Linked DNA regions of Homo sapiens: region 2 is linked to region 1. Evidence: chromatin contacts called from ENCODE Hi-C or POLR2A ChIA-PET data. All regions are on one chromosome and are shown on one strand. The core of a region is the stretch at or near the end of the contact, and the rest is flanking DNA. Distances in the headings are between cores, read along the strand shown. Region 1 has its middle 61 kb from the start of FXN. Region 2 overlaps FXN (frataxin).

Region 1 (6,073 bases), core at 1,183-3,682:
CCTGACCCCTGGATATGATTCATAGGGTTTCTGTCTGCTGCGGAGCCGGAGAAAGCAGCCAGCAAAGATATATTAGCTCCTATGTGGTGTTTTCACGCCCCACTGATGTGCCATAAAAACTCCCAGCTAAGGACCTCCTATTACGAATGCACCCGCTGTGTGTGAAGGAGGTGACTGATGTTAAACTCACATGCCAGAGAGAACTGGCCTATGAGGAAACAGGAAGAAAGTACTCTCTCTCACACACTTTTTTTTTTTTGAGACAGAGTCTCGCTGTGTTGCCCAGCTGGAGTGCAGAGGCACGATCTCGGCTCACTGCAACCTCTACCTCCCAAGTTCAAGTGATTCTCATGCCTCAGCCTACCGAGTAGCTGGGATGACAGGTGTCTGTCACCACGCCCAGCTAATTTTTGTATTTTCAGTAGAGACGGGGTTTTGCCATGTTGGCCAGGCTGGTCTCGAACTCCCAACCTCAAGTGCACTGCCCACCTCAGCCTCCCAATGTGCTGGGATTACAGGTGTGAGTTACTGCATGCAGCCAGAAGAAAGTATTCTCCATATCACTGCATTCACCTACTGGAGACTTCTTTCCTCAGGAAGCCAAGACCCAGAAGCAAAATGACTGGAAATCAAAGATGGACATTAAGAGCACATTCATCTTCTTCATCAGCTGCTGACAACTATTACTCAGGTGTGTAACATGTAGGCAAAACGTCTCTGCTATACCGGGGGCATGTCAGCAATTCGGTCCTGCCCAGATCTGGATTCTTTTTTTTTTTTTTTTTTTTTTTTTGAGACAGAGTCTCACTCTGTTGCCCAGGCTGGAGTGCAGCAGCACGATCTCAGCTCACTGCAGTTTCCTCCTGGGTTCAAGCGATTCTCCTGCCTCAGCCTCCCCAGTAGCTGGGATTACAAGTGCCTGCCACCATGCCCGGCTAATTTCAGATCCGGATTCTTGATTTCTAGAATCGCAGCTACTCATGAGACTGGTTGATGCAATTGCTTGCTTTTAGGAATTACGGAGAGGAGGGTTACATGGGTCCACAACCCCATAATATAATCTAAAATTTCACAGTTTTGTCTCTGAAACCAAAAGTTCGATGCCCAAACTAATTCGGCAGCAAAATCTGACCTGAAGTAATGTAAGTCTATTTATGATTCTCATTTGTTTTAGTAAAAATAGTCATACATTTCACTGGGATATATTCATGTGTTTGTTTATAGGATGTGACTCCAAGTCTTTCTTGGAGGTATCATGTCATAATATACAATATATGCAACGTATTTCGGAAAAAATTCTAAATTCCATAACACATAGCCCAAGAGTTTCAGATAAAGAGCTGTGGAACTGTAAACTTAAACCTCAGGGAGATCAACAGTTACCAGTGAACTATCCCACATGTCAAATTGCAGTTGTAGCACCTTAGAGTCTCTGCATTTCCTGCGCAAACATACATGACAATATATCTAATCCTAGTCCTGATTGGATACTGTATCAGCCTTGTAGAAAATTTTGCAAAATCATTATATACACTTCAACATTCTAACACTGTGAATTTGCACTCAACTGTGTTTACAGTGGCTGCCCTTCCTTAACAGGCCAAAAAACTCCATTTCCTCTTACTGCTTTTCATATCAATAAAAAAACAAGCATCCACCTAAGGCAAACATACTCAAATTTCTCTGTAAGTTTTCAGGGGAAGAAAATTAGGAGAGTCACTAAAAGGACAACAATATGGTCAATTTCTTTTGTATATCACCTAATTTCCTTTAGGTGGCTGTGGCAGGGTAGGGCTTGATTTTGTGACTCTAGTATGGTATCACCACAGCAAGTTAATCTTTCAAATATCCAGGTAAGTCAGAGATCATGATTTGGGTCTTTAACTGAACAGGAATTAGGTGCAAGATGTCGAATTCAGCCAGGCATGGTGGCTCACGCCTGTAATCCCAGCACTTTGGGAGGCTGAGGCGGGTGGATTGCCTGAGGTCAAGAGTTCGAGACCAGCCTGGCCAACATGGTGACACCCCGTCTCTACTGAAAATACAAAAAATTAGCTGGGCGTGGTGGCGGGCACCTGTAATCCCAGCTACTCGGGAGGCTGAGGCAGGAGAATCGCTTGAATCTGGGAGGCGGAGGTTGCAGTAAGCCGAGATCCTGCCATTGCACTCCAGCCTGGGTGACAGAGCAAGACTCTGTCTCAAAAAAAAAAAAAAAAAAAAAAAAAGATGTTGAATTCAGAACACCTGAAGGTTTTATGGATGGCAAAATTATTAGATTGGATGAATGGATTATGGCCTAGAGGTATTTCTGTTGACCGAATAGAGGAAATACAGGAATTTATCTTTTGCCCTCTGTACCCAATGTGCTCAATGATTTATGAGTAACTGCATTCGTCACAGGCAAAACATGTACCAACAGGCTAAAGGACATTCCAAAGGAAACTCATGACTCCTTATTCATATCTAATGGAAGAAGGAAACTTGGTAGGGTTCACAGTCTTGTACGTTTGTGTTCACAATCACCACATGCTGTTTGATGTAGGATCCCAGGACAGATACAAAAATCCTCTCCATGCTTAAAGCACAGTTCTTGTGCAGAGCACTGAATTGTCTGTCTCGTGGATCTGCATTGGCTTCTCTGCTACATGAATTACTTCTGGGAGGAACATGACTTCCCATCTGTTCTCCTTTACATTCTGAAGACGGGGTTTCAGCTACACAAACTGTATTGTATCATCTTTCTCCTGCACTATTGTGATAGTCTTAACTATTTCCAGGACCAGGAATGGAACATACTTCCCCTAAACTATGCAAAAGGATTCTTTTCTCACTTCATTCAAGCTTCTGCTCAGATGCTACTGTGTCACAGAGGCCTTCAACTACTCTATTAAAAAGAGCTCCACTCAAAAAAATTCTGGAGATGGATGGTGGTGATGGCTGCATAACAATGCAAATGTACTTAAGGCTACTGAATTGTATTATTATTATTATTATTATTTATTTATTTATTTATTTTTGAGACAGAGTCTTGCTCTCTTGTCCAGGCAGGAGTGCAGTGGTGCGATCTCAGCTCACTGCAACCTCTGCCTCCCAGGTTCCAGCTATTCTCCTGCCTCAGCCTCCCGGGTAGCTGGGACTACAGGCATGTGCCACCAAGCCTGGCTAATTTTTGTATTTTTTAGTAGAGATGGGGTTTCATCATATTGGCCAGACTGGCCTCAAACTCCTGACCTCATGATCCGCCTGCCTCAGCCTCCCAAAATGCTGGGATTATAGGTGTGAGCCACCATGCCCGGCCTTGAATTGTATTCTTAAAAATGGTTAAGAGGGTAAATTTTATGTTATGTACATTTTAAGACAATAAAAAGCAAAGAAAGAGAGAGAAAGGAAGAAAGAGAAAAGAAGAAAGGAAGGAAAGAAAGAAGGAAGGAAAGAAGGAAGGAGGGAGGGAAGGAAGGAAGGAAGGAAAAGAAGATACATTCTACTCAGCATGATCCATCTCACCTGCTTCATTTTTCTATTAGCACTTACTGATACTATAGATGTATGTGTCTACTATCTGCATTCCCCCAGTGAAAAGTGAGCTCCAGGAGAGCAAGTGCTTTATTTACTTTATTCAATCCTATATTTGTGACTCCCAGAACAGTGCCTGAGCATTGTAGAACTACTAAATGTTTTCTAAATGAGAGCAAGCAAGCAAGCAAAGTCCCAAACTAGTATTCCCATCTTTAGTTTTTCTCCCTTGGTCTAATCCAATTCATCTTAGACACTGACCACAGGGTTATCTGGGTTATATTTTTAAAACATAGATCCAGCCAGGTATAGCAGCTCTTCCTGTAATTCCTTTAATTCTGTGAGGCTGAGATGGGAGGATCGCTTAAGAGAGATATTACTCCTAATATCACCGTGGGTGTATACCCTGTGATATTATTTGTAATATCTAAGGGAGGTATTACTCCTAATATCACAGTAGATGTACACCCTGTGATATTATTTGTAGTATCTAAAGGCAGTATTACTTGTAATATCATAGGGAGGTATTACTCCTAACATCACAGTGGGTGTACACTCTGTGATATTATTTGTCATATCTAAGAGAGATATTATGCCTGTAGTCTTAGCTACTCTGGAGGCTGAGGCAGAAGAATCACTTGAACCCAGGAGGTGGAAGTTGCAGTGAGCCGAGGTCGTGCCACTGCACTCCAGCCTGGGAGACAGAGCAAGACTCTATCTCAAAAAAAAAAAAAAAAAAAAAAAAAAAAGAGGATGTAGGCCTGGTGCAGTGCCTCATGCCTGTAATCCTAGCACTTTGGGATACTGAGGCAGAAGGATTGCTTGAGCCCAGGCATTTGAGACTAGCCTGGGCAACACAGCAAGACTTCATCTCTACATTTTTTTTTTTCTTTTTTAAGGTTATGTCTTGCTCTGTCACCCAGGCTGGAGTGCATGGCGTGATCTCGGTTCACTGCGATCTCCGCCCCTCGGGTTCCAGGGATTTTCCGGCCTCAGCCTTGTGAGTAGCTGGTATGATAGGTACCCACCACCACATCCGGCTAATTTTTGTATTTTTTTTAGTAGAGATGGGATTTTACCATGTTGGCCAGGCTGGTCTCAAACTCTTGACCTCAAGTGATCCGCCCGCCTCAGCCTACCAAAGTGTTGGGATTACAGGGATTACAAGGTGTGAGCCACTGGGCCCAGCCCCTATAAAAAATTTGAAAAATTAGCTAGGCATGGTGATATGTACCTGTAATCTTACCTATCTGGGAGGCTGAGATAGGAGGACTGCTCGAGCCCAGGAGTTCAAAGTTACAGTGAGCTGTGTGATTGCACCACTGCACTCCAGCCTGAGTGACAGAATGAGACCCTGTCTCAAAAAAAAAAAAAAGATATGTTGAAGTACTAAACCCTAATACCTCAGAATGTGACCTCATTTAGAAATAAGGTTGTTGCAGATGTTTTAGTTAAATTAAGACAATGAGATCATACTGGAATAAGGTAGGCCTCTAATCCAATACGACTGATTTCCTTACAAGAAGTCAGTGAAGACAAAGGCACCAAAAGAAGAATGCCATGGGCCGAGTGCAGTGGCTCACGCTTGTAATCCCAGCACTTTAGAAGGCCAAGGCAGGGAGATGACCTGAGGTCGGGAGCCCGAGACCAGCCTGGCCAGCATGGTGAAACCCCGCCTCTACTAAAAATGCAAAAATTAGCTGGGTGTGGTGGCGCACACCTGTAATCTCAGCTACTCGGGAGCCAGAGGCAAGAGAATCGCTTGAACCTGGGAGGCAGAGGTTGCAGTGAGCCGAGATCACGCCACTGCACTCCAGCCTGGGTAACAGAGCGAAACTCTGTCTCGAAAAGAAAAAAAGAAAGAAAAATAAAGAAGAATGCCACAGGATGATGGAGGTAGAGACTGGAGTTACACAGATGCAAGTCAAGGATCGCCAAAGATTACCTGTGAAACCAGAAGCTGAGGAAAAGACATACAACGGATTATCTAGAGCCATCAAAAGAGCAGAGTCCTGCTCATACCTTAATTTTCTATTTCTGCCCTCCAGAACTGTGAGATAATAGATTTCTGTGTTTAAGACCCCCGTTTGTGGAACTTTGTTACAGCAGCTCCAGGAAACTAATACAGGGTTGGTGGTAAATTTGAGAGCTAATATGAACAACAGCCGGGCCCTGCTAACCATCCTCTACTGGGCCAAGGACTCCCTGACAGTGGGGTGCTGGAGGCCGCTGCTCCTGGCATAGGCTGGTACCATGTGCACATCTCTGCCCAACTTCTCGTCCAGTTCTGTCATATCGGGAGCTTGCAACCAGCCATTAGGGTGACCAATCAAGCTATTTCCTGGGGAATGAGGAATTTTCTGGGATTCAGGACTTTCAGGCCTAAAAATGGGAAAGCCCCTGGCAAACCAGAACAAGTTGGTCACCCTACCAGCTGTGGGAAGACTATTTATACCATGGAAACTGACAAATCCTACATACAAATCAGGGTTTTTCCCCTTTGGAGAATTGGTTAAATATTGACCAGTACACCACTCTGCCAGTAAGCTCTTGCAGTTTC
Region 2 (5,367 bases), core at 2,662-5,161, 42 kb after region 1:
TTTTCTTTTCTTTTTTTTTAAGATGAAGTCTCGCTCTGTCGCCCAGGCTGGAGTGCAGTGGCGGGATCCTGGCTCACTGCAAGCTCCGCCTCCCAGGTTCACACCATTCTCCTGCCTCAGCCTCCCAAGTAGCTGGGACTACAGGTGCCTGCCACCACGCCCGGCTAAGTTTTTGCATTTTTAGTAGAGACAGGGTTTCACCGTGTTAGCCAGGATGGTCTCGATCTCCTGACCTCATGATCTGCCCGCCTCGGCCTCCCAAAGTGCTGGGATTACAGGCGTGAGGCACCGCACCAGCACCAGGCCCTCACTTTCATTTTCTGCATGTCACTTTCCTTTTTCTGTGCATAAATCCTAAATCCTCTCCAACCACGTGGCACACCGTGGAGTCTCTCTGAACCTATTCTGGTTGCAGCCTTCCCGATTTATGAATCATTCTTTGCTGAATAAAACTCTGTTAATTTGTTTAAAGTTTTTTTTTTTTTTAACAGGTGAGTATGGAAGTTTTTATTGGGAGAGGGACCAGAGCAGTCATCAGATTCTTAGAGGGAGGTCCTGATCCAAAAAAGATGAAGAACCCTCAGTTCTAAGACAGTAATATGCTGACACCTTAGTGAATAAAGAACATGTCAACAAGCAAATCCTTATTAAAATATCTAAGATGCCAGGACTCCACCTGGGAAAAAAAAGAGGTCAGCCTGGAGGTAACTTCAGGTAGTGGGGTGACTCTAACAGTCTCCAGGCAGATTTTACTAGGTCAAGTAGAGCGGACTCCACAGCTGCCTAGTGACAAGAGGTCCTTTCAGCTCTGGTAGAGTGTCTTCTGTAATGACCAGTGCCAGTAAGGGGTGATGCCTGGGCCAGACATTGGCATCCACCTGTTACCTGGACCACTTGATCAGACGACACACCAGTTAAGAAGCCACTTAAGTCTCCCACTCCACAGAGAGAAAAAAGAACAGATGTCCTCTTGGGTGTATCTGGATTACTGCTTTCATTTGTCTATGTGGCCAGTAGCGAGTTGGTAAAAGGTGTATAAATGCTGAGAGGCATCAACGAAAGCATGTTTTGGAAAAGTCTCATTTACATATGAATCAATATTTATTAAGTCCCTACTATGTACTTGGCACTGTTCCAGACACTGGGATCAAAGAATGGACAGTGTCCCTGCTGTTGAGGAACTCAGTGTGTTATAGGTGGTAGCTGACGTGTAAATAGACAATTATAACACAGAGGGATCAGTGCTCCACAGAGTCAACCTCAGAGTGCTGGGCAAGGGAGAAAGGAAGGACCGTGTCTGCTTGGAGTATCTAGGAAGGCTTCACAAAGGAGGTAACTTCTAGCTATATCTCAGGGGAGGAAAAGACTGCTCTCCCACAAAGCTCAAGTAATAATATTATCAAACATGAAATACATAAATTAGTTAGCACCTGAAGGACTCTAATCAGGAATTCATACTCTAGGGTACAGAGTTAGCATTTCAATGTAGTTAATCACAAGTCCAAACTATAGATGGCAGCCACTGTATAGCTTTAGCTTTCTAAATCTACACTTAAGCATTTGCTAATTAGTAAATGATTTGTTAGAAATAATTTTGCCCTTGAGTGATACTCAAGGTATATGAATTGGCTAGAAAAATATAGGCATCTCTTCCTTTGAAAGAATGGGTTACAGAATCTGGAAAGCCTACTAGCCTAATGTTGTCTTCAGAGAGACAATCTCAGGGCAGGAATCAGGAAGGTTCTCTGACCCACTACTGGGAGCAGAAGGTTTTGTCGCCTGGTTCAAATTGATTCAATGATGTGAGAAATAAAAACAAAATTCTAAGCTCCCAACTGACTCAACAAACTATCTTTTGGCCAAGGGGAGCCCAGAGATATCTAAAAAAAATTTTAAGTTTTGGCCATGATGGGAAAGGAGTTCAAACAGGACTCGTTCTATTCCCTCCCTAACTGCCATTAGTTTTTTTTCCCCTAAGGGCTAAATAGAAACTAGCCCTTTCAAAAAAATTATTTCAGGCCATGCATGGTGGCTCATGCCTGTAATCCCAGCACTTTGGAGCTGCCTGTAATCCCAGCACTTTGGGAGGCCAAAGCAGTTGGATTACCTGAGGTCAGGAGTTCAAGACTAGCCTGACAACATGGCAAAACCCAGTCTCTACTAAAAATATAAAAAAATTAGCCAGGCGTGGTGGCAGGCGCCTGTAATCCCAGCTACTCGGGAGGCTGAGGCAAGAGAATCACTTGAACCCAGGAGGTGGAGGTTGCGATGAGCTGAGATCACACCACTACACTCCAGCCTGGGCAACAGAGCAAGACTCCATCTCAAAAAGAAAAAAAAAAAAAAGACTCACTTCACCACTGGTATCAACTCATCACCTAATTCTGCCCTTCCTTTTTAGTGGTTTCAGCACAACTGACTAGCATTCCTTCCTGATAACCACTGACCACAGAGTGGTCTAAGACAGGGTCTTGCCCTGTCATCCTGGCTGGAGAACAGTGGTGCGATCATGGCTCACAGCTGCCTCGAACTCCCAGTCTTAAGTGATGCTCCTGCTTCAGCCTACCAAATAGCTAGGTTATGTAGATATGCAGTCTCATTTTGTTGCCCTGTAATACATGTTAGTGTTAAGTTTCTGCCTAAGGTGAACATGGGAGACATGCTGCACACGTTAGCTTACTCCACATGTGTGCATATTCATAGATCCTCCCTTTGTGAATATTCATAGATCCTCCCATAATCTGTTGAATATGTATGCTTAGCTACGCCTCTCAGCATAAATTCATGTTCCCTTTGCCCCTTCTTGGAAGTGCTTGTTTTTCAGTTATGGCCAGAGGCTCTGCTTCCTGCCTACAGGTAGTGGGACCCTCTTTAGAAATAGTCCTCCTTTCTAAATTTATAGATTTGTGGCTGGGTGTGCTGGCACACACCTGTAATCCCGGTGCTTTGGGAGGCCGAGGTGAGAGAATCGCTTGAGGCCAGGAGTTTGAGACCAGCCTGGGAAACATAGCGAGACCCATAAATAAAATAAAATAATTAGCCGAGTATGGTGGCATGTGCCTGTAGTCCCAGCTACTAGGGAGGCTGAGGTGGAACGATCACTTGAGCCCAGAAGCTTGAGGCTGCAGTGAGCTATGATTGTGCCACTGCACTCCAGCCTGGGTGACAGAGCGAGGCCCTGTCTCTAAAAATAATAATACTAAATACCATATTTTTATATAAATATATTTAATTAAATATAAATATATTTGTGACTTTTTCAGTTCAATAGAAGTAAACCAAAAGATGACTTTTGCCAGGTGCCGTGGCTCATGCCTGTTAACCCAGCACTTTAGGAGGCTGAGGCGGGTGGATCACTTGAGATCAGGAGTTTGAGACCAGCCTGGCCAACATGGTGAAACCCCATTTCTACTAAAAATACAAAACTTAGCCCTGTATTGTGGTACATGTCTGTAATCCCAGCTACTCAGGAGGTTGAGGCGGGAGAATCGCTTGAACCTGGGAGGCAGAGGTTGCAGTGAGCTGAGATCACACAACTGCACTCCAGCCTGGGTGACAGAGCTAGGCTTCAACTCAAAAAAAAAAAAAAAGAAGAAGAAGAAGTAAACCAAACGCAGCTGCTAGAATATTGGCACATTTGCTTCTAACAAAACATTCATGCAAAGTACTCTGGTCAAACTGGGGCTTCACTAATCCTATAAAAACAGGTTTCATGACTGTTTTTGTAGCTTGCTAATCAATGTCTGCATGTGTGGGCAGAGTTTAGCCTGCAACTTGGTTTCCCTGCAGTTACAGGCTCTAGTAGAGGCTAGGGGAGAGAAGGCCCTTAACTCCCCCACCTCTGATCAGGCTGTGGATGCTCAAGTTGGTAGGTCAGTTTGTAAGAGTTCCCAAGCAGCCCGGCCCTCTAGGGCTGCCTGTGCAAGCACTTTAAAGCCCTGCCCAGGCACTACTGCATTTTTTGCTGCTAACAGCAATTACTGAATCTACTTGAAAGGCATTCAATCCTTCCCTGCTCCATTGCTCCTTTTTTGTTTTTTCAATTCCCTCACTGTCCTTATAGTCAGGCTTGATACCTTCTCTAAGACTTGGTTGCCTCCTCCATTATGTGGAGTGCCTTCTCCATTCAGTGCTCCCGCTGCAATTTCCAATACTATTTCTATCGCTTTAGTCTGATGGCTGATTGTCCTCAACAATTCCATGATTGAATCCAAAATGCACGCTTCGTGACATTTTCTGGTATTAGTCAATTGCCATCAAGAGGATTAACATCTTTGAGGAGCCAGGCGCGGTGGCTCACACCTGTAATCCTAGCACTTTGGGAGGCTGAGGTGGGAGGATTACTTGAGTTCAGGAGTTCAAAACCAGCCTGGCCAACGTGGTGAAACACTGTCTCTACTAAAAATACAAAAATTAGCTGGGTGTGGGGGCGTGTGCCTATAATTCCAGCTACTTGGGAGGTTGAGGCAGGAGAACTGCTTGAACCCGAGAGGCAGAGGTTGCAGTGAGATCATGCCACTGCACTCCAGGCTGAATAACAGAGGGAGACTCTGTCTCAAAAAACAAACAAACAGACAAACAAACCAACCAACCCAGAAAACCATCTTTGAGGGATTTTCTCCCACTGGCAAAAAAGAACTACTTTAAGGCCTAAGCAATAATTCTAAACCCAAAGGCAGACCCTTGCCCAAATCTGCCACCTGGTGGCCAGTCGATAAAGACCAGCACTTCCCTGGCTTCTAGGATCTGGGGCTAATGTTTCATCCAACTCAGAAGTTCTCACACCAGGCCGGACCTGGTGGCTCACGCCTGTTATCCCAAAACTTTGGAAGGCTGATGGGGGTGGACCATTTGAGGTCAGGAGATCGAGACCAGCCTAACCAACATGGTGAAACCCCGTCTTTACTAAAATGCAAAAATTAGCTGGGCATGGTGGCAGATGCCTATAATCCCAGCTACTCGGGAGGCTGAGGCAGGAGAACTGCTTGAACCCAGGAAGCGGAGCAGTGAGCCGAGATTGCGCCACTGCACTCCAGCCTGGGTGACAGAGTGAGACTCCTTCAAAAAAAAACAAGTTCTCATACTAGCTGCATATTGGAATCATCTGTGGAGCTTAAAAATCCCAGTGCCCTGCCCAGGTCATGCCACACCCCAGACCAAGTAATCAAAATCTCTAGGAATAAGACCTAGGGATACACATTAGAATCCCAGGTGAGCTTTTCAAAAATATGCTTCCCAGGAATGCACCCGACCTACCCCATCACTGTCTCACAGGAGCAGGGCTCAAGTCTTTGTAATCTAAATAACTTTTGGGCAGTTATCTTATCCCTACTGAAGAACTACGGGTCTAGTTTGTTGTTCCCTCCA

Evidence for each region. A loop is a pair of places that touch in the nucleus more often than their neighbours do. ChIA-PET counts read pairs that join two places held with the same protein, here RNA polymerase II (POLR2A). Pooled maps may share reads with other maps.
Region 2: a map of ascending aorta shows a loop between it and region 1 (9-fold over the local background). The contact joins two enhancer-like sites. A Hi-C loop is called at or near these places in 9 of 168 maps with a recorded cell type or tissue (Calu3, PC-3, Panc1 and 6 more), 3 of 37 single-sample maps with no recorded cell type and 4 of 50 pooled maps. POLR2A ChIA-PET finds 5 or more read pairs at or near these places in 9 of 52 experiments (B cell, GM10248, H1 and 6 more).

Annotation. Positions count from the first base shown.
Region 1 is chr9:69,093,615-69,099,687 of GRCh38, reverse strand. No RefSeq gene overlaps it. Among named protein-coding and RNA genes, the nearest start is that of FXN, 61 kb to the right of the region's middle. Within about 2 kb of position 2,432, at least 5 of the 41 ENCODE cell types and tissues checked have a DNase peak (open chromatin) inside an H3K27ac peak, as active enhancers do.
Region 2 is chr9:69,053,720-69,059,086 of GRCh38, reverse strand. The region is part of intron 3 of FXN (frataxin); the gene reads right to left. Among named protein-coding and RNA genes, the nearest start is that of FXN, 21 kb to the right of the region's middle. RefSeq lists enhancers at 3,253-3,752, 3,753-4,254. Within about 2 kb of position 3,911, at least 3 of the 41 ENCODE cell types and tissues checked have a DNase peak (open chromatin) inside an H3K27ac peak, as active enhancers do.